Regions from separate parts of the Homo sapiens genome. Here region 2 is linked to region 1. The links are chromatin loops, found by intact Hi-C in ENCODE. Cell type or tissue: heart right ventricle. All regions are shown on one strand. Links, peaks and the distances in the headings refer to the core of each region. The heading gives the core; the rest is flanking DNA.

What was found. Hi-C counts contacts between places; a loop is a spot of excess contacts. Peaks named below come from ENCODE experiments on the same cell type or tissue, not always from the same donor. Only the 100,000 strongest peaks of a DNase experiment are listed, where the experiment ranks them.
Region 2: it touches region 1 in a loop (3.0-fold over the local background); 37 of 110 quality-filtered maps call a loop at or near these places.

Annotation. Positions count from the first base shown.
Region 1 is chr7:75,883,111-75,894,644 of GRCh38, forward strand. It overlaps RHBDD2 (rhomboid domain containing 2), which reads left to right. Exons shown (of 4, transcript NM_001040456.3): 3 at 588-738; 4 at 4,882-5,816. The coding sequence ends at 5,239. Among named protein-coding and RNA genes, the nearest start is that of RHBDD2, 9.8 kb to the left of the region's middle. In heart right ventricle, for the core only: no CTCF peak of the experiment used is centred there; a DNase peak (open chromatin) is centred at 5,495; H3K27ac peaks cover 1,297 bases.
Region 2 is chr7:75,997,714-76,009,247 of GRCh38, forward strand. STYXL1 (serine/threonine/tyrosine interacting like 1) reads right to left here. Exons shown (of 9, transcript NM_001317785.2): 6 at 7,546-7,691; 7 at 6,045-6,142; 8 at 3,177-3,289. Among named protein-coding and RNA genes, the nearest start is that of TMEM120A, 8.9 kb to the left of the region's middle. RefSeq lists enhancers at 3,092-3,592, 10,773-10,952. In heart right ventricle, for the core only: no CTCF peak of the experiment used is centred there; no DNase peak of the experiment used is centred there.

The DNA of each region.
Region 1 (11,534 bases), core at 1,370-9,369:
CTGCAGTGGCTAGAAGGGTGCAAGTGGTGGCACACATGGGTGTAGGAGAAGGGACAGCATTAATACCCCCTGCTGCTGGGCGCATTCATTCCCGGTGAGGCACAGTGAGTAGAAACCTTTGGCTCTGGGGTCAGGCGCAGTGGCTCACGCCTGTAATACTAGCACTTTGGGAGGCTGAGGCAGGCAGATCACGAGGTCAGGAGTTTAAGACCAGCCTAGCCAATATGGTGAAACACTGTCTCTACTGAAAATACAAAAATTAGCTGGGTGTGGTGACGGGCACCTGTAGTCCCAGCTACTCTGGAGGCTGAGGCAGGAGAATGGTGTGATCTGGGAGGCGGAGCTTGCAGTGAGCCAAGATCACACCACTGCACTCCAGCCTGGGCTGCTAGAGTGAGACTCCATCTCAAAAAAAAAAACAAACCTTTGGCTCTGGGTTTCCCCTGAGCTGCAAACTCCAGCCAGAGTGTGCAGCGTGCTAAGCATGAAGGCTTCTGTAGAGTGAGTGGGAACCTGTGTTCTCCCCGGGGAGTGTTCGGCCCTCCTCCCTTTGCTGCCTCCAGTTTCACTTAACACGCCAACCTCAGATGGCCTCACCTACTGCTATTCCATCGACCTCTCAGAGCGAGTGGCACTGAAGCTCGATCAGACCTTCCCCTTCAGCCTGATGAGGAGGATATCCGTGTTCAAGTACGTCTCAGGGTCTTCAGCCGAGAGGAGGGCAGCCCAGAGCCGGAAGTAAGTGACAGAACTCTTAAGTGCTGTTAAATCTTTTTTAAAAAAAAAATTATTTTTTTTTTTTGAGACGGAGTCTCACTCTGTCACCCAGGCTGTAGTGCAGTGGCACAATCTCGGCTCACTGCAACCTCTGCTTCAGGTTCAAGTGATTCTTCTGCCTCAGTCTCCTCAGTGTCTGGGATTACAGGTGCCCACCACTACATCCAGCTAATTTTTTTGTATTTTTAGTAGAGATGGGGTTTCACCATGTTGGCCAGGCTGGTCTCGAACTCCTGACCTTGTGATTTACCTGCCTCGGCCTCCCAAAGTGCTGGGATTACAGGCGTGAGCCACTGCCCCCGGCCAAATGCTGTCAAATCTTATTCTGTTTTTTTATTCTTTTTTTTATTTGAGGACAGGGTCTTGCCCTGTTGCCCAGGCTGGATTGCAGTGGTATGATCATAGCCCGCTACAGCCTCACACTCGTGGACTCAAGTGATCCTCCCACCTCAGCCTCCCAAGTAACTGAGACTACAGGCACATACCATCATGCCTAGCTAACTTAAATTTTTTGTAGGGACAGGGTCTCCACTGTGTTACCAAGGCTGGTCTCAAACTCCTGGTCTCAATCCATCCTTCCTTGATTTCTCAAAGTACTGGGATTACAGGTGTGAGCCACTGAGCCTGGCCTAACCTTATTATTAAAGCAACTCCAGGGCATGCAGAGGGTGTGGCTGGTTTATTGCCGTAAGTGATAAAGAAATGAGGTGCGGCAGATTGGAAAATAATGCACAGATGTCTTCTGAGCATTCTGGATTCTGCACAACTGCTTCTGAAGTAGCAACAGCAGGAAAGGGAAGGCATTTGAGGACACTTAACATGTGATCCTGAGTGACTTGTAGATAGGCTGGGCAGGAGGGCCCCCATCTAATTGACATTAGACACATACCTGCTGCAGGTCAGCCTGGGCTGTGACACACAATAGCCTCGATAAGTGCAGATAGGGCTGGGTGCGATGGCTCACGCCTGTAATCCCAGCACTTTGGGAGGCCAAGGTGGGCAGATCATATAAGGTCAGGAATTTGAGACGAGCCTGGCCAACGTGATGAAACCCCATCTCTGCTAAAAATACAAAAATTATCCAAGCGTGGTGGTGGTTGCCTGTAATCCCAGCTACTCAGGAGGCTGAGGCAGGAGAATCACTCGAACCTGGGAGGTGGAGGTTGCAGTGCACCGAGATCACACCACAGCACTCCAGCCTGGTTGACAGAGCAAGACACTGTCTCCCAAGAAAAAAAAAAAAAAAAAGGTGCAGACAGTCCACACAGCCAACTAGGCTGCTTAGGAGGTGGCCCAGCCCAGGTTTTCTGGTGAGGTTTACTGTTTTCCAGTTGGCTGATTAACTCACAGATGGAAAGTGCTGGTAAGCCGCCAGAGCTTGTGTGGCCTGGCTGCTTCATTTTATAGAGGAGGCCCAAAGAAGACAAGGGTCTTTCTCACCCACTCTGTTTCCAGGTAACAGAGTCAGGAGAGGGGCCATCTGGAAGCACGTCCCCTGCTTAGGAGGCCACCTCCCTCCCTCTCCCCTGTTCCCAGTGCCTCCTGCCTCTGAGTTCTCCGCTGGTTTCTGTCCATGCTGAGACCTCACAGTGTAGGATTTTTTCTTTCCTTCAGTGGTCCTCCCCCCAAAAAAGGAGCTCGCTGGGAAAGGCGTGTTCATCCATTTTGTATTGCTATAAAGAAATACCTGAGCCTGGGTCATTTATAAGAAAAGAGGTTTATTTGGCTCATGGCTTCGTAGGCTACACTAGGATCATGGCACCGGCCTCAGGCAGCTTCCAATCATAGGGCAAGGGGAGGCGGCACCACACATTGAGAGAGGGAGGGAGGTGCTGGGCTCTTAAACACCCAGCTCTTACCTAAACTCAGAGGGAGAACTCATTACTACGGGGAAGAAGCCAAGCCACTCACGCAAGGTCTGCCCCCGTGACCCAGACGCCTCCCACTGAGCTCCACCTCTAGTGCTGGAACACTGGGAATCACGTTTCTTTTTTTTTGAAATGGAGTCTCACTCTGTGGCCCAGGCTGGAGTGCAGTGGCGTGATCTCAGCTCACTGCAACCTCCACCTCCTGGGTTCAAGTGATTCTCCTGTCTCAGCCTCCCAAGTACTTGGAATTATAGGCGCGTGCCACTATACCCGGCTAAAGATCCATTTCAGCACATGATTTGGAGCAGAGGAAACATCCAAAGTGTATCAGAAGGCAAGGTGCTTGGTCCTTGGCCCTTTTTGGCCCGCCACCAGCTGTGGAGTAAATTTTCCCCTGCACGCTGGCCTGGATGTGGGGTTTTTGTTGAATAGGAAGCTGCCCTTAGAGCTTCTTCCAAGAGGTGCTCCCAGCTGTCAACAGCTCAGAGCCCTTGGACTATTTTTCTAAAAGGCCAGGAGGGCTGCTGGGAAAACAGAAATGCGGACTCACCGCATTATTGCTTCAGGCAAGTAATTCCTGGGGTCTCAATGTGGGGGAGACTGTACATTTAGGACTAGGTGTTTTGTGGGTTTTAGTTGTTCTCATTGAATCTGGAGAACTGTCTGTCACCAAGGAATCCCCTCTGTAATAGCTGATGGTGGTCTCCAGCTGTATCTCACATACAAGAGCTCACTCTCCAAGACTGGCCCTGATGAGAAAGTTCTTCCATGCTGAAGGGCCGGGCGCGGTGGCTCACACCTGTAATCCCAGCACTTTGGGAGGCTGATGCGGGTGGATCACGAGATCAGGAGATCGAGACCATCCTGGCTAACACGGTGAAACCCCATCTCTACTAAAAATACAAAAAATTGGCCATGTGCGGTGGTGGGCACCTGTAGTCCCAGCTACTCGGGAGGCTGAGCCAGGAGAATGGTGTGAACCTGGGAGGTGGAGCTTGCAGTGAGCCGAGATCGCGCCACTGCACTCCAGCCTGGGCAAAAGAGCGAGACTCCGTCTCAAAAAAAAAAAAAAAGAGTTCTTCCATGCTGAATTGCAATCAGCCTCACAGACACTGCCACACCCAGTGCCAGGTCTGATCCTGCCTCACTGTGACAGGCAGATCTTAGGGTTTAAGAGGAAGATGGTGTTCCTTCTGTGTTCCCCACGTGACATGGAGTCCAGTCCCTCAGGTCTGGTGCCTGCTGCAGACACTCAGAATATTGTGTTTCAGGCAGCCTGACAGTGGGTCCAGGGCCATGTCATGACACGCATGTTTATTTTGTCAGCAAGATGGCCGTTTGGACAGCTTGTCTCCTCAGAGGCTCTTGTTGATAGATAATTTTTTTTTTTTTTTTTTTTTTACACATGGTCTTGCTCTGTTGCCTAGGCTGGAGTGCAGTGGCACAGTCATAACTCACTGCAGCCTCAAACTTCTGGGTTTAAGCAGTCCTCCTACCTCAGCCTCTTAAGTACCTGGGACTAGAAGCATATGCCACCAGACCTGGCTAATTAAAAAAAAAAAAAAACAATTTTTTTTTTTGAGACAGAGTCTTGCTCTGTCACCCAGGCTGGAGTGCAGTGGCACAATCTTGGCTCACTGCAACCTCTGCCTCCCAGGTTCAAGCGATTCTCCTGCCTCAGCCTTCTGAGTAGCTGGGACTACAGGCGCCTGCCACCACACCTGGCTAATTTTTTTTTTTTAATTTTTAGTAGAGACCGGGTTTCATCATGTTGGCCAGGCTAGTCTCGAACTCCTGACCTCAGATGATCCACCCGCCTTGGCCTCCCAAAGTGCTGGGATTGCAGGTGTGAGCCACCATGCCCAGCCTGAATCCGTTCTCTTTGGGCAGAATTGTCGAGCCAGCCACACAGGCACTGGCAGCTGTGACCTGGTCCCAACGCTCCATCTGGTTTAGAAGCTGCTGTGAGCAGGTCACCCCTCCGGTGGTCTCAGTGGCAGGTCCAGTGTCCTTTCATACAACTCCCTTGCTGCAGGACTGCAACTGGCCCCACCCTCCCTGGGCATCTGTGGTCTGATTGGTTGAGGTTAACCTTTCTCCCACTTGGTACTTAGAGCAAGTCACAGAAAACATCCAAGGCATGTTGTACTAGAAAGCGGGGGCAACCTCAAGCACAAGATGCCATGACCTTGCCAAGACTCGCTGAAGGACCATTTTCTCTCTTGTTCCATTCCAGACTGAACCCGGTGCCTGGCTCCTACCCCACACAGAGCTGCCACCCTCACCTGTCCCCAAGCCACCCTGTGTCCCAGACGCAGCACGCCAGTGGTCAGAAGCTGGCCTCCTGGCCCTCCTGCACCCCCGGGCACATGCCCACCTTGCCTCCGTACCAGCCTGCCTCCGGCCTGTGCTATGTGCAGAACCACTTTGGTCCAAACCCCACCTCCTCCAGTGTCTACCCAGCTTCTGCGGGCACCTCCCTGGGCATCCAGCCCCCCACGCCTGTGAACAGCCCTGGCACGGTGTATTCTGGGGCCTTGGGCACACCAGGGGCTGCAGGCTCCAAGGAGTCCTCCAGGGTCCCCATGCCCTGAGAGAATTTCTAGGGAAGTCATCTCACTTGGCCTTCTGAAGGTCCTCCCTAAGAGTCTCCTGACAAAAGTTACTTATTGAACACCTCTATGTGCCAGGCTCTGTGTTGGGTACTTTGATCAATGCCCCTGTTTCAGTCTCATCTGTACTCACGGCAGCCCTGTGGAGTACGGTGTACTGGCCCAGCTTACAGATGCAGAAAGCGAGACGTTCTGCCATCAGATAAAGTCACGTGGCTCTTTAGTAACACGGACAAGGCTCCTCGCCAAGGAACTCGTGGCAGAAGAGGGCAGCAGTTGGCAGTAGCTGCCGATGTCTGTCCCCAGCTCCACCATTCCTCCCTGTGGCTGTGCCGTGCTCGTGGTTTCAGTGTCCGTGTGTCCATGTGTCTGCCCTTCAGGAGCTCGCAGCTGGTGTGCTTGGCGGTCCCAGGCCTGTGTAGTGTCTCTCCCCTGCTGCGGGCGCCCCCACCCCGATTCCTCTCCCCAGAAGCGGTGGGATGGGCCCCCATGAACTGCAGCAGCATGCTGAGGTGTCCATGTTGTCTGCCTTTGTATAAAGAAACAGCCTCTGACCTGCCGTGCTGGCGTGTGCTTCCTTTGTGGTCTGGCTGGGGAAGAGGGAGTGCGCTGAGATCTGGGCAGTGGCAATGTGTGGTGTGGCGGCAGAGAGGAGAGATGCACCAGGGCCAGGTCAGGCAGGTGACCAGGGCCCAGTGGGTCAGGAATGGGGGTCTCGTGGGGAGCAGGCAACTGAGATGGGTACCAGCAGGAGCCACTGCTGCCCTGAGAGAGAGGGGTGTTGCCAGAGCCCAGAAGCTGGGACTACAGTTAGGAGGGCTGCTGGCAGGGCTGTGCCAAGAAGGACATGGGCACTGCTGGCGATGTCCCTGAAGCAAGACGGGAGAAGACGCTGGCTTTACCACCAGTGTCTCCTGTTGGCCATGTTGACCAGGAACCAGGAGTGAGGGGCGGGGGGCCTCTATGAGACAGTGCAGGGCACTGATGAGTGTGGCTGAGCTGTCACTCACCTGGCCAGCCCTTGAGGACAGCTGGGGCTCCTCACGGCAGGCTGTGTTGAGAAGGCATGCCAGCTGCCTGGTGTTTTGTGGACCTAGTAACACGTGGCCTTCATTTATCCCAGGAGCTGGATGGCCCATTCTAGACTGGCTTTCTGATAGGTTTTAGGTCTTTGGACATGTATAAGACAGAACCCCAAGCCCATCCAGCCTGGTGAGGGTGGGGCCGTGACGGGCCCACGCCTGGGGGGGCCTCAGACATGAGCAAGAAGGGGCCTGCGCTGGGGTGAGAGGGTGTGCCACTGTGTGTGGCCCTGGTTTTTAAATCTCTTTGTTCCTTGGGACTTTTCCTTAGTCTGGCCACAATGCACAACACAGCCTGGAGTCAGCTCACAGTGGGACCCTTTCTCACCCTCACGTGCATTTTGGAAGCTCTGGAGGCCATCCCAACCCCTTCTCCCATTTGCCTGTCAAATCATCCACTAATATGCCCATGTCCGGAAACCATTCACTGATTCTGTGCCAAGCCGGAGGCTCAATGATGATGAGCCCCATGTGCGCAGGGAGCCCCTAGCATGGGGCCTGGCACTCAATAAATATGAGTGGAATGAACGGATGAATAGGTGATGCCCGCCCTTGGGGAGCTCATTGGAGCAGAAGAAATGGAAAATAATTATCATTCAGGCCGGGCTCAGTGACTCACGCCTGTCATTCCAGCACTTTGGGAGGTCTGGGTGGGCGGATCGCTTGAGGTCAGGAGTTCAAGACCAGCCTGGCCAACATGGTGAAATCCCATCTCTACTAAAAATGCAAAAATTGGCCGGGCGCAGTGGCTCACATCTGTAATCCTAGCACTTTGGGAGGCCAAGGCTGGTGGATTACGAGGTCAGGAATTCAAGACCAGCCTGGCTAAGATGGTGAAACCCTGTCTCTATTTACAAAAATTAGCCGGGCGTGGTGGTGGGCGCCTGTAATCACAGCTATCCGGGAGGCTGAGGCAGGGAGGCGGAGGTTGCAGTGAGCCGAGATCATGCCACTGCACTCCAGCCTGAGTGACAGAGTGAGACTCCATCTCAAAAAAAAAAATTAGCTGAGCATGGTGGCACACGCCTGTAGTCCCAGCTACTCGGGAGGCCAAGGCAAGAGAATTGCTTGAACCCAGGAGGCAGAGGTTGCAGCAAACTGAGGTCACACCACTGCACTCCAGCCTGGGTGACAGAGCAAGACTCCCTCTCAAAAAAAAACATTTGTCATTCAGTGCCCTGCAAAGCTGTGATGGGGCGAAGCAGCACTTCAGGGGCGCAGAGGAGGCCCCCAGCCCAGCATGGCCTGACAAGCTGGGGATCAGCAGGATCCTGAGGACCAACCCTTCCATGGAAAGAGAGGGGGGCTGTGGAGGGAGGGTGGGAGGGTACTAACCATGTCCTCTGGCTGTTAGGAGGATGGAGAGCACAGCTCATTAAGCATAAGTGAAAGCATTACCCCCAACATGCTGGAAACCCCTCCCCTCCCATCCCCAGACAGGGCAGGACCCACAGCGGCCAGAGAAGCTTCCAGACATTATCAGTTTCCCTGCTCGGTTGGCGGAGGGCAGCAGAGAAGCAGATTCATGCCCTGCTCGCTCTGCAAACCTCAGGTAGGCTCTGCTCCTCAGCGCGGACATCAGAAGAAAGGCTTGCCCTTATACTCTAAGGCAGTGGTCCCCAACTTTTTTGGCACCAGGGACCGGTTTCGTGGAAGATAATTTTTCCACAGACAGGTATGGGGATGGTTTCAGGATGATTCAAGTGCATTCCATTTATTGTGCACTTTATTATTACATTGTTAATATACAATGAAATAATTATACAACTCACCATAATGCAGAATCAGTGGGAGCCCTGAGCTTGTTTTCCTGCAACTAGAGGGTCCCATCTGGGGGTGATGGGAGACAGTGACAGATGGGTAGACTGGTGCCAGTTGGTGGTCCCTGAGGTTGCGAACCCCTGCTCTAAGGAACTGAGTACCGTGTAGGAAGTTGATTTGCAGGTAATTACAAGGCAAGATAAAGGCTGTGGGAGCCGTGGGTTGAGCTATGTCATTCCTTCACACGCCCATCTGTTTACTGAATCATTCTTTCATTTAAAGAACATGCCGGGCACAGTGGCTCACGCCTGTAATCCCACACTTTGGGAGGCTGAGGCGGGCAGATCACTTGAGGTCAGGAGTTCAAGACCAGTCTGGTCAACATAGTGAAAAACCATCTCTACTAAAAAAAAAAAAAAAAAAAATTAGCCGGGCGTGGTGGCGGGCGCCTCTAGTCCCAGCTACCCGCGAGGCTGAGGCGGGAGAATCACTCGAATCCAGGAGGTGGAGGTTGCAGTGAGCTGAGATCGCACCACTGCACTCCAGCCTGGGCAACAGAGTGAGACTCTGTCACAGAAAAAAAAAAAAAGAGCAGCAACTGTAAATCCAGTGGTCAAGGATGGCCTCCCTGGGAAGGTGACATTTCTGCTGAGACCTGAAGGAATCCAAGAAGAGAAGCAGGTGAAGAGCTTCCAGGTGGACAGGGAGAACAGAGAGCCAGGAGGGAATGGGCCAAGCACGCCCACCCAACATGACAAAGTGGCTGCAGGAGCATGGCACGGGTGATGCAAACAGCAGGTGCTCAATAAATGTTTGTTGCCCTGGACATCTGCACAAGGACAGCGTGGGCTTGGGAGGCCCCACCCATGCTTATTGCTTGGTGCTCTGCGTCCTGATGACCTGTCTGCCTGGCCTAATGGGGAACTCACAGCCAAAGGCCACAGATCCCAGGAGCCTGAGTCCTGGTCACCCCCTCCCTCACCCTTTCACGCATTCATTCATTCGCTCACTCATTCATTCTCTCATCAAATAATTACTGAGCATGTACTACATTCTGGCCTTATCCCAGGGGCTGGGGACACAGAGGTGACTAAGACCTGGTCCCAGCACAGTCTCTAAGGGAGACAGAAACCCACGGTAATGCCAGGAGGTACCAGTTCTGGGAGAAGCAGCCAGTCCTGTAGGACCCAGGCAAGGTCTCTGCTGGCCTCAAGGGCTGGCCAGACCTATGGAACGTAGAAAAAGATGTTCCAGGCTGGGCGTGGTGGCTCACGACTGTAACCCCAGCACTTTGGGAGGCCAGGGCTGCTGGATCACGAGGTCAGGCGTTCCAGACCAGCCTGGCCAACATGGCGAAACCCCATCTCTGCTCAAAATACAAAAATTAGCTGGGTGTGCTGGTGCACACCTGTAATCCCAGCTACTCAGGAGGCTGAGGCAGGATAATTGCTTGAACACGAGAGGTTACAGTGAGCCGAGATTGTGCAACTGCAGTCCAGCCTGGGTGACAGAGAAATACTGTCTCAGAAAAAAAAGAAAGAAAAAGAAAAGAAAAAGACGTTCCAGGGGAAGAGGGCGGTGTGCACCAAAAACAGCTGTGTCCCGCCTGTTAGGACAAGAAAGTGGAGTGTGGGAGATTACACAGGGCTGGCTCAGAGGACGTGGAGAGGCCACCCAGGCCGGGGTGGGAAGGGCTTGGAAGGCCAGCCTGAGGGTTTCAACTTGACGCTGTGGGTGGTAGTGACCACGATAAGGTTTCTCTGATCATTTTACTGTGCACAGAACTGGGGCCAGGGAGTCTGAGCCCAGTGCCTGAGCCCCAGGCCTCACCCCGGGGGACTGGCTCTTTCACGTGGCTGGCATCTCGGCGGAAAGGTGAGCTGCACTTTCTCAGTGCCATGTGACAGGCCCACTCCTCCTCTCTATGCCTGGCCAGGGCGCATTCCTGCGGTTGGCAGGAAAGGCAATTTAAAACCCTTGAGGCTCCTGTGAGTCCTTTGTTGCTCCCAGGTGTGGTCCATATTTTGTTCACTCACAGGGCTCCAGGTGCACAGAAAGGTTACCTACCGGTAGAGGTTGGGGAGGACAGAGCCAGACTCCCCACTGAAAGGAGGGAGCCCAGATGTCCCACGACCTGAGTGCCCCACACTCTTCCCCTCTCTGCCCTCTCGAGGAAGCCAGCAAAGAGAAGGAGGTTTGCTTTCTCACTGCAACCTCCGCCTCCCAGGTTCAAGCAATCCTCGTGCCTCAGCCACCCGAGTAGCTGGGATTACAGTCATGCGCCACCATGCCTGGCTAATTTAGGCCAGGTGTGGTGGCTCACGCCTGTTATCCCAGCACTTTGGGAGGCCCAGTTCGGTGGGTCACTTGAGATCAGGAGTTGGAGACCTGCACCTGGCCAAGATGGCGAAACCCCGTCTTTACCAAACAATACAAAAGAAATTAGCCAGGTGTAGTGGCAGGCGCCTACAGTCCCAGCTACTTGGGAGGCTGAGGTGGGAGAATCACTTGAACCTGGGAAGCAGAGGTTGCAGTGAGCCAAGATCGTGACACTGTACTCCAGCCTGGGTGACAGAGCGAGACTCTCTCAAACACAAAAGGTAGGGGAGAAGGTCCTGGGGAAAGGCCCAGAGGTCCAGGACAGGACAGGGAGAGCTGGAAAGATGAGCTAGGAAGATGGGTGGGTGAAGCTCCCTCTGCAGACAAACCTTGACATGGGAAGTGTATGTGAGTGTGTGTATGTGTGTGCATACGCATGCATGCCTTTGCACACTATGGTCTTTGGGCCTGAGCAAAGGGGCCCCTGCCTGGTTCCTGTGCTTCTCAGGGCCATGCTAGCCTGAAACCCATGCTCCTGGCTTCTGGAGCACGCCCTGGGATCCTGGAATTCTCTGCTCTTAGGGCCCCCTGCCTGGCTCTAGGGGTGTTGTGGACCTCAACCCGAGTCCATCCTCCTGAGGACAAATCCCCCAGCAGTGTGCCCATCCCAGGCCCAGGGGCTGCTGTTGGCAGAGGGTGTGTCCCAAGTGTGAGTGTGTGGGCCAGGACATCTAAGGGGGGAGGGTGCAGGAGGCCCCAAATGGTGCAGACTGAGCAGCGGTGGGAAGAGAAAGGCAGCCAGTGGCCCATGGGGCCGGGGAGTGGGGACAAGTGACACCACATCCCCAAGCGTGGAACTCTGAGGACTAGGAATGTGAACTCGGCCTTATGGTTTCTCATGAAATTATTATTATTATTATTATTATTATTATTATTATTATTATTATTTCGAGACAGAGTCTCGCTCTGTTGCCCAGGCTGGAGTGCAGTGGTACGATCTCGGCTCACTGCAACCTCCACCTCCTGGGTTCAAGCGACTCTCCTGCCTCAGCATCCTGAGCAGCTGGGACTACAGGCACCTGCCACCATGGCCGGCTAAATTTTGTTTGTTTTTT
Region 2 (11,534 bases), core at 1,193-9,192, 110 kb after region 1:
AAGATTACACACACACACAACACACACACACAGCTAATAAATTCAGCAAGGATGCAGGATACAAAACCAACATGCAAAAATTAGTTGCATGTCTATATACTAAACAATTCAAAAAGGAAATTAAGAAAACAATTCCATTTACAGTAGCATCAAAAAGAATAAAATATTTAACCAAGGAGGCAAAAGACTTGTACACTGAAAACTCCAAAACAGTGCTGAAAGAAATTAAAGGTACAAACAAATGAAAAGACATCCTGTGTTCATGGGTTGGAAAGCTTAATATTATTAAGATGCCAATACAACTCAAAGTAATCCACAGGTTTAAGGCAATCCCTATCAAAATCCCAACAACATTTTTTGTAGAAATAGAAAAATCCATCCTAAAATTCATATGGAATCTCAAAGGACCCCATAAAAAATATTTAAGAAGAACAAAGTTGTAGGTCTCACACTTCCTGATTTCAAACCTTAGTCTAACAAAACTACAGTAATCAAAACAGTATGGTATGGACATGAAGACAAAGAGACTAGTGGAATAGAATAGCCAGCCTAGCCTAGAAATAAACCCTTACCTATATGGTCAAGCAATTTTTTTTTTTTTTGAGACTGAGTCTCACTCTGTTGCCCAGGCTGGAGTGCAATTGTGCAATCTCAGCTTACTGCAACCTCCGCCTCCTGGGTTCAAGTGATCCTTGTGCCTCAGCCTCCCAAGTAACTGGGATTACAGGCATGTGCCACCACGCCTGGCTCATTTTTGTATTTTTAGCAGAGACGAGGTTTTGCCATGTCAGCCAGGCTGGTCTCAAACTCCTGACCTCAGGTGATCTGCCCACCTCTGCCTCCCAACCTGCTGGGATTACAGGTGTGAGCCACTGCACCGGGCCTGTCAAGGAATTTTTGATAGTATGCCAAGACCATTCGATGGGGGAAAAGGACAGTCATTTCAACAAATGGTGCTAGGAAAACTAGATACGCCATGCAAAGAATGAAATTGAAAACAGGAAATCAATAGAGAAAATCAAAAAAACCAAAAGCCGGTTCTTTGAAAAGATCAATAAAATCGATACACCGCTAGCCAGGCTAACTTAAACAGAAGACACAAATTACTAATACAGAAGTGAAAGAGAAGACATTGCTACAGATCCCACAGACATTAAAAGGATAATAGAAGAATATTCATATCCACAAATGTGATTGATCAATTCCTTGAAAGACACAGACTGCCAAAACTCACACAAGAAGAAACAGACAATCTGAATAGGCCTACATATATTAAAGAAATTGAGTGGTGGCAGATGCCTGTAGTCCCAGTTACTCGGGAGGCTGAGGCAGAAGAATGGCATGAGCCCGGGAGGCAGAGCTTGCAGTGAGTCGAGATTGTGCTACTGTACTCCAGCCTGGGTGACAGAGCGAGACTCCGTCTCAAAAAAAAATAAATAAATAAAATAACAATAATAAATTGAATCAATAATTAGTAACCTTCCAAAACAGAAAGCACCCAGCCTAGATGGGTTTATTGGTGAATTCCACACATATAATGGAATATTATTCAGCCTTAAAAGGAAGGAACTTATATAAGGTACCTAGAGTAGTCAAATTCACAGAGACAAAAAGTAGAATGGTGGTTCCCACGGGGCGATGAAGAGGGGAAAGTAAAGAGTTGCTGTTTCAGGTTTGCAAGATGGAAAAGTTTGGGAGATTAGTTGTACAATAATGTGAATGTACTTAATGCTCCTAAGCTATACATTTTAAAATAGTTAAGATGGTAATTTTTTTGTTGTGTGTGTGTGTGTGTGTATGTGTGTGTGTGTGTGTGTGTGTGTGTGTGTGTGTGTGTGTATATTTTTTTTTGAGACAGAGTTTCGCTCTTGTCACCCAGGCTGGAGTACAATGGTGCAATCTCAGCTCACTGCTGCCTCTGCCTCCCAGCTTCTAGCGATTCTCCTGCCTCAGCCTCCAGAGTAGCTGGGATTACAGGCACGCACCACCACGCCCAGCTAATTTTTGTATTTTTAGTAGAGGGGGTTTCACTATGTTGGCCAGGCTGGTCTTGAACTCCTGACCTCAGGTGATCTGCCCGCCTCGGCCTCCCACAATGCTGGGATTACAGGCGTGAGCCACCGCGCCCGGCCTGTTATGTATATTTTAACCACAATTTTTTTTAAAGTGGTGTGAGGGGCAGAGCTGTGCAGTCAAAAGGCTTACTATGTCCTCGCTGGGTCAGAACAGGCCCTGGAGGAAGAATCGTAAACCACCCATCCCCCACCACCACCCCACACATCGCCTGGCCAAGATGGTGAAACCCTGTCTCTACTAAAAATACAAAAATTAGCCGGGCATGGTGACACGGACCTGTAATCCCAGCTACGCGGGAGGCAGAGACAGGAGAATCGCTTGAACCCAGGAGGCAGAGGGTGCAGTGGAGGTTCAAGAATCGCTTGAACCCAGGAGGTGGAGATTGCACCACTGCACTCCAGCCTGGGCAACAGAACAAGACTCCATCTCAAAAAAAAAAAAAAAAAAAAAAAAAGGACTTTCTAGCCTACAACTTCACCCCCAAAGTGCACATGGGGGCAACAACCGAAGCCACTGGCCAACGAGTTTTATTCTTTGTCCCTCTCCTTCCCCCAAAAACATCCCTGGGCAAATGTTGGGGCTTTGTAGGTCCTATCAAGCCCTCTGGGGATCACGAACAGGCTGTGACAGGCAGGGCAGGCCCTCGAGAAAGGTGCTGTGAGTTAGGAGCTCCGAGTTCCGCCTGGGTTTGCTGCGATGGGTCCCTGCTTCCCTCTCTTCTCTGGACCCTGCGCCCAAGGTACAGGGAGATAGACGGGAGTGGGTGGGCGCCTGTGCTGCAGCTCTGGGACTCCAAGCAGTTCTCCCTTGGGCAACACCAAACAAACACAGGTGGACGGCCTGACAGCAGTGGGGGCTGCAGGACAGCCTGACCTGGCCTGAGTCCCTGGGCCAGCCCTGCATATCCAGCCTCAGGCCTCAAGCATGCAACACTGGGGCCTTGCCCTTGGGTGACGCGGACTGGGGAGCACCCTAGACTTGGAGTTATCTGGGATTCTTCCTCCCAAAGCAGTGCTGGGGCCCCACTCCTCCCAGGTTGCGCTCTGACCTCACCTCCCAGGGGGTGGCCGTGGTGCGAGCCTGGCCCGGGGAACGCATACCTGCAAGGTCTGCTCGTTACTATGCATGAGGTAGGCTATGATGGCGGCACAACTGCGGCTGATACCTTGGGTGGAAAAGATCAGAATGACAGAGCCAAGGTGATGGTGAATTTCTGCAAAAAGAAGTGGGGGGTTGGGTCATGCCTGGCCCTCCTCCCTGTGGGCCTGGGTTGCTGTCAGACACTGGCCTCCATGGGCCCGTGGTCCAAGCATGAGTTCAAAACCAGCCCACGTGACCTCGGCAAGTCCCATGATTTCTCTGGGAGCCCATTTCATTGTCTAGCAAGTGGGCATCCCTCAGACCTGGCTGGAAGTTCCAGAGAATCATGCCTGGGCAACCAGCATCACCAGGCAAAGACCTTCTCCTGAACTCCAGGTTTCTAGCCCAGGAAGCTCTGCTACCAACTGGCCTCCCAGTATGGGGCGGACAGGACCATCGTCATCCCAAAAACAGTCAGGAGCTGACAGAGCCAGTGTAGCCTGAGTGCCAATCCTGACTGCCACTCACTGGCCGTGGGGCTTGGGCAAGTTACTTCCTTTCCTTTCCTTCCCCCATCTCCTCTCTTCTTTCCCCTTTCTTCTCCTCTCTACTCCTCTCTCTCCTTTCCTTCTTTCTTTGTTGAGACAGAGTTTCACTCTTGTTGCCCAGGCTGGAGTGCAGTGGCACAATCTCAGTTCACTGCAACCTCTGCCTCCTGGGTTCAAGTGATTCTCCTGGCTTAACCTCCCGAGTACCTGGGATTACAAGCACCTGCCACCACGCCCAGCTAATTTTTTGTATTTTTAATAGAGATGGGGTTTCACCATGTTGGCCAGGCTGGTCTCCAACTCCAGACCTCAGGTGATCTGCCTGCCTTGGCCTCCCAAAGTGCTGGGATTATAGGCATGAGCCACTGCGCCTGATTTTTTTTTTTTTTTTTTTTTTTTCAATATAGACATGCAGTCTCACTATGTTGTTCAGGCTGGTCTTGAACTCCTGACCTCGGGTGATCTGCCCACCTTGGCTTCTCAAAGTACTGGAATGACAGGTAAGAACCACTGTGCCCAGCCTATTTTTATTTATTTTATTTTAGAGACTGGGTCTTGCTCTGTTGCCCAGGCTGGAACGCAGTGGTGTAATCACAGCTCACTGCAACCTTGAACTCCTGGGCTCAAGTAACCCTCCGCCTTAGCCTTCTGAGTAGCTGGGACCACAGGCATGTGCCACCATATCCAGCTAACTTTTTTGTACAGATGGGGTCTCACAATGTTGCCCGGGCTGGAGGGTAAGTTACTTGAGGCCACGGTGTCCTCATCTGGAAAACGGGATCACAGTATACTACCTACTTCATACAGTTTGGTTTTGTTCTGTGCTGAGCCCAGTGCCTGGCACAGAAATATCAGCTCTAATCACAGCACCCCTGAAGCTGTGAGTCCTGCCCAGGGAGAGGAAATCTAAGCTGGCACCCGAGGCTGGTCTGGCAACCCTCAGGAACTGAAGATAAGCCTACCAAGTGCAAAATCACAGACTGCCAGGGCTGAAGAAGGACGCAGAGATGACGATGGCCACCTTCCTCACCATCTGAATAAAGGAACTGAGCATGCAGTTTAATTTATTGACTGGCTCAGTGCTACCCAGGGAGGCAGGCTAGATGGGGTCCCTCCTTGGGCCACAAGGCTCTGCCATCTCGAGGTGGGACACATGGGAAGTCTCAGCCTCAGGCCCTGGTTGAGCAACATTTGACATCTACTGGGCAAATAAAGGATGGTTGGGGCTGGGTGTGGTGGCTCACGCCTGTAATCCCAGTACTTTGGGAGGCTGAGGTGGGTGGATTGCTTGAGCTCAGGAGTTCAAGACCAGTTTGGGCAACATGGCAAAACCCCATCTTTACTAAAAATGCAAAAATTAGTTGGACGTGGTGGTGCATGCCTGTAGTCCCAGCTACTTGGGAGGCTGAGGTAGGAGGATTGCTTGAGCCCAGGAAGTAGAGATTGCAGTGAGCCAAGATTGTGCCACTACACTCCAGCCTGGGTGAACAAGCCAGACCCCGTCTCGAAAAATAAAATTTAAAATAAGGGATGGTTGGGCCAAAATGCCATGCTCCAGCCCCTGGTACAGTGGCTCAGGCCAGGAGCTGTTGGTGCCAGACAGGCAGGCATGGGGTGGGGACTCTGACCTGACTCAGCCCTGCTCTCTCTACAGATCTTACTCTCCTCTGGCAATCTGGAGCCCCAGGAATGAGTAAAAAATCCACTCTTGATGAGTTAAGTAACTGGTGGGCATCACTTGGGTGTGGTGGCTCATGCCTATAATCCCAGCACCTTGAGAGGCTGAGGTAGGAAGATCGCTTGAGGCCAGGAGTTCAAGACCTGCCTAGGCAACATAGCAAGACCCCAACTCCACCAACCAACCAACAAACAAAAACAAAGAAAATCTTGGAAGTCAGAACTGAAAGAGCTTTGTAGTCTTCCTTCCATTCCACCGACATCCCACAGACCAAGGATGAAGGCGGGGATGGAGAGAGATAGATTTACTACTGGTCCCCAGAGCTCAGCCCAGAGCCTCCATGAGCATGTGCACTTGTGGGTAGCCATCACTCTCATTTTACAACAAGCCCAGAAGGGCACAGCCATCTAGCCAGGGCCAGAGCCTTGGGCCCCACTGCCCCCGAGGTAAACACCACGGTTGCTCGTTTCACTGAGGGCTCCCCAGAAGTTGGACGTGTCCTGGAGCTTGTCCCACCCAGATGGAGCATATGCCGAGCTGGGCCCTTTCTCTCTAGAGCATGGGGAAATCACGGTCCAGAATAAGCCTGTGAAGGAGGCTCCACTGCCCCTCTGCTTCCCAGACACAGGCCAGTTGCTACCCGGCCAAGGAACGCTCCTTACCAATGAAGTGACACATGTGGCGTAAGAAGGGAAGAATCTGGGCTTCCGGGGAATCTTCTATCCGGATGTGCAGAAGCTTGTCAGCATCGCCTGCAAAACTACACGGAAGGACCACACAGGTCATCAGGTGGAATGCAGAATGCAGGCATCCCCATTGTGGGGTTTTCATCACAGCAGAAGGGCCACAGGGAGGACGCTGAGCTTGTGTAAGGGGGAATGTGCACAGGTAACTCAACCTCTCCTGGAAAAAAACATCCAGGCTGGGTGTGGTGGCTCATGAATAAGCCCAGTAATTTGGGAAACAGAGATGGGAGGATCACATAGCGAGACCCTTGTCTTTTTTTTTGTTTGTTTGAGACAGATTCCCGCTCTGTTGCCCAGGCTGGAGTGCAGTGGCACGATCTCGGCTCACTGCAACCTCTACCTCCCAGGTTCAAGCGATTCTCCTGCTTCAGCCTCCCAAGTAGCTGGGATTACAGGCATGTGCCACCACAACCGGCTAATGTTTATATTTTTAGTAGAGATGGGGTTTCACCATTTTGGCCAGGCTGGTCATCAAACTCCCAACCTCAGCTTATGTACCCGCCTTGGCCTCTCAAAGTGCTGGGATTACAGGTGTGAGCCACCACACCCAGCCAAAAAAATTTTTTTAAGTACCTATCTTGGCCAAGCATGGTGGCTCACACCTGTAAACCCAGCACTTTGGGAGGCCAAGGCAGGCAGATCACTTGAGGTCAGGAGTTCGAGACCAGCCCAGGCAACATTTTGAAACCCTGTCTCTACTAAAAACTACAAAAATTAGCCGGGTATGATGGCACACACCTTTAGTCCCAGCTACTGGGGAGGCTGAGGCAGGAGAATCACTTAACCCTGGAGGCGGAGGTTGCAGTGAGCCAAGATTGTGCCACTGCACTCCAGCCTGGGTGACAGAGCAAGACCCCATCTCAAAAAATAATAAAATAGGCCAGGCGCGGTGGCTCATGCCTGTAATCCCAGCACTTTGGGAGGCCAAGGCGGGATGATCACAAGGTCAGGTGATCGAGACCATCCTGGCTAACACGGTGAAACCCCATCTCTACTAAAAATACAAAAAACTAGCTGGGCGTGGTGGCGGGCGCCTGTAGTCCCAGCTACTGGGGAGGCTGAGGCAGGAGAATGGCGTGAACCCAGGAGGCGGAGCTTGCAGTGAGCCGAGATTGTGCCACTGCACTCCAGTCTGGGTGACAGAGTGAGACTCCGTCTCAAAAAATAATAATAATAAAATAAAAACTAAAGGGAAGGGATAGCATTAGGAGATATACCTAATGCTAAATGACGAGTTAATGGGTGCAGCACACCAACATGGCACATGTATACATATGTAACAAACCTGCCCATTGTGCACATGTACCCTAAAACGTAAAGTGTAATAATAATAAAATTAAAAAAAATAAATAAAATAAATTTAAATATTATATAAAAAATAAAATGAAATATAAATCAGTAGTTTCTCTTTACTTACAAGGGCCCTGTATCCATGGAGACATTGACATGGGCTTTGATTTTCAAGTCCTTCTGAATCTTGGGGTCACAGGCTTGACTGAAATTGCCAACGAAGACCTTCCCTGGCACGATTTCAATGGGGTATGGCTGAAATGCATCCAGTTCCTGAAGTGTGGAGGGAGAAAGGCAGCTATGAGCATATTCCTCAGGGAAGAGGGATGTCTATCTCTTGAAACACAGCTCAGCAAACGAGCGTAAAAGGGCAGTTCCAGGACAGTGAATGTGACGGAGATCCAGACTTTGAAAGAGATTGGCACACGGTAACTTGCATGGGGTGGCACAGGGCGAGTCATGACGAAAGGACTGAGCCTCATCGTGCAGAGCGCTGGGTCTCAGCACTGGTGTCCATTCCCTCCGTGGCAACTGTTTACACTTGGCCAGGTGCACAAAGGTTGCAGTGAGGACGCTGTGGCCCAGAACTGTAACAACCCAGCATGTACTGGGGGCTCAGGAGGATGGAGAGGGACAGCTCTCTTAAGACCACCAGAATTTAAGCATCGAGAGAGAGAGAGAAGGAGGAGGAGGAGGAAGAGAGAGGAGGAGGAAGAGAGAGGAGGAGAGAGGAGGAAGAGAGAGGAGGAGAGAGGAGGAGGAGGAGGAGAGAGGAGGAGGAGGAGGAGGAGGGAGGAGGTGGAGGAGGAGAGAGGAGGTTTCATCATGTTGGCCAGGCTGGTCTTGAACTCCTGACCTCAAGTAATCCACCTGCCTCGGCTGCCCAAAGTGCTAGGATTACAGGCGTGAGCCACTGTGCTCAACCCATCTTTTTCTTTTCTTTTCTTTTTTTAAAGATACAGGGTCTCTCACTCTGTCACCCAGGCTGGAGTGCAAGTGGCTCAATCATAGCTCGCTGCAGTCTTATCTTCCTGGGCTCAAATGCTTCTCCTACCTCAGCCTCCCAGGTAGCTGGGACTACAGGTGCGCATGACCATACTCAGCTAATTTTGATACTTTTATCTTTTGTAGAGATGGGGTCTCACTATGTTGCCCAAGCTGTCCTCGAACTCCTGGCCTGTAGTGATCCTCCTGCCTCAGCCTCCCAAAGTGTTGGGATACACATGTGAGCCACCCTGCATGCCCAGAAATGAAGCCAGTGTATGTGCAGAGGGGTAGAGAGAACAAGACACCTACTTAAATGGGAGCTTCCTGAGTTCCAGGTCCAAAGTTATCATTAAAACTTTCGTTTGCCGGGCGCAGTGGCTCAAGCCTGTAATCCCAGCACTTTGGGAGGCTGAGGTGGGCGGATCACGAGGTCAGGAGATCGAGACCATCCTGGCTAACACGGTGAAACCTCGTCTCTTCTAAAAAATACAAAAAATTAGCCGGGCATGGTGGCGGGCACCTGTAATCCCAGCTACTTGGGAGGCTGAGGCAGGAGAATGGCATGAACCTGGGAGGCGGAGCTTGCAGTGAGCTGAGATTGTGCCACTGCACTCCAGCCTGGGCGACAGAATGAGACTCCGTCTCAAAAAAAAAAAAAAAAAAACAAAACAACAACAACAACAACAAAAAACTTTCGTTTATTTGAAACACAGACAAGGATTATCTCTACATTTCCCAAAGTGTGTTCTAAGAAACACTAGTCCCCCATAAGGCACTATGAGAAAAGGGTTCAGGGGTTCAGATAACCAAATGCAATCTGTGTGTTCCACATCCATATATTCAAGCAACCTTGGATGAAAAATATCCAGAAAAATAATTCATGGTTGCATCTGTACAGAACATGTACAGACTTTTTTTCTTGTCATTATTCCCTAAACGATACAGTATAACAATTATTTACATAGCATGTACATTGTATTAGGTATTATAAATAATCTAGAGATGATTTAAAGTATACACAAGAGGGGCCAGGTGAGGTGGCTCACATCTGTAACCCCATCACTTTGGGAGGCCGAGGCAGGCGCATCACCTGAGGTGAGGAGCTTGAGACCAACCTGGCCAACGAGTGAAACCCCATCTCCACGAAAAACACAAAAATTAGCCAGGCATGATGGTGCATGCCTGTAGTCCCAGCTACTCGGGAGGCTGAGGCAGGAGAATCACTTGATCCTGGGACGTGGAGGTTGCAGTGAGATGAGATCATGCCACTGCACCCCAGCCTGGCAACAGAGTGAGACTCTGTCTCAAATAAATAAAGTATACGAGACGATACGCTTAGGTTAGACGCAAATACTACACCATCTTGTATCAGGGAGTTGAAGATCCAAGGATTTGGTATCTATTGGGGGCCCTGGAACCAACCTCCATGGATACTGGACAACTGTACAAACGGACAGCTGTATCTATGATTCCTCTCTCGGAAACAACACGTACATTAGCAATCAAAGGTTCAAAGAAGTTGGGCACAGTGGCTGCTCATGCCTGTGATATCAGCACTTTGGGAGGCCAAGGTGGGAGGATCGCTTGAACCCAGGAGTTCAAGACCAGCCTGGGTAACACAGCAAGACCCTTGTCTCTACAAAAAATAAAAAATTCGCCAGGCATGGTGGCACATGGCTGTACTCCCGGCTACTCAGGAGGCTGAAGTGGGAGGATCCCACAGGAGTTTGAGGTTACAGAGAGTTATGACCGCATCACTGCACTCCAGCCTGTCTCTCAAAAAAAAAAAAAAAAAAATAGCCGGGCACAGTGCCTCATGCTTATAATCCCAGCACTTTGGGAGGCTGAGGTGGGTGGATCACTTGAGGTCAGGAGTTTGAGACCAGCCTGACCAACATGGTGAAACCCTGTCTCTACTAAAAATACAAAAATTAGCCAGGTGTGACAGTGCACGCCTGTAATCCCAGCTACTCGGGAGGCTGGGGCAGGAGAATCACTTGAACCCAGGAGGTGGAGCCTGCAGTGAGCCAAGATTGTGCCATTGCACTCCAGCCCGGGCAACAAGAGCAAAACTCCATCTCAAAAAAAAAAAAAAAAAAAAAAAAAAAAAAATCTCAAAGAAGCTCTGCAGTAGAGAAATCCACTCCAACTGGATAACTTGATGTTTCCATGAGGCTCTGATTAGAGACCACTTTCTCCATTATTACACCACAGAAAATGCTGACCTTTGCCAAAGATCAAAATCAGTTCCAAAAGTCCCCTGGCTCTAAGTCTGACTCAGAAATAACATTTTAAGGACCTCAGGCGTGTGGGTCCTTCAGAGCCACCTGAACTCAGCACATCTCACTCCCTTCCCCACGGCAGTGAACCCTCTGCAAGCCCACATCCTTCCCAAGCTACCAGCTTCGAAAGCCATTAGTAAAGAACAGACACCAAGCTGAGCCAGTTCTCCAGCCTGTGACACGGAGATGCATGACCCCCCACTGCCTGCGGGCAGGCCCAATTTACTCCAGCATGTGGGCTGCCCCTAACCCGGATGGACGCTCAGCTTGCTGGTGCCAAATGAAATCCCCCTTTCAATTTCCACTTAAAAATCTCGCTAAAAGGCCAGGCATGGTGGCTGATGCTTGTAATCCCAGCACTTTGGGAAGCTGAGGCAGGTGGATCACCTGAGGTCAGGAGTTCAAGACCAGCCTGGCCAACATAGTGAAACCCCATCTCTACTAAAAATATAAAAATTAGGCGTGGTGGCACACGCCTGTAATCTCAGCTACTCTGGAGGCTGAGGCAGGAGAATCACTTGAACCCAGGAGGTGGAGGTTGCAGTAAGCCCAGATTGTACCACTGTACTCCAGCCTGGGCAACAGAGATGCTATCTCAAAAAAAAACCAAAACAAAACAAAACAAAAAAAACCCCACAAAAATCCCATAGCAAATCTATCAACCCCTCTTCCTGCTGTTTTTAAACCAGCTTCCTTTTCTGCGGTTGTGTGGGTTTGGCTGGGAAGAGGGTGTGATGTGGATAAAAACACACTGTACTGTAGAATGTGTGTAAATGCTCAGTGACACAATGCAAACGAAACCAGTATCTCAAATGAATATGCCCGAACTGGGCACACTGCCTTCCCC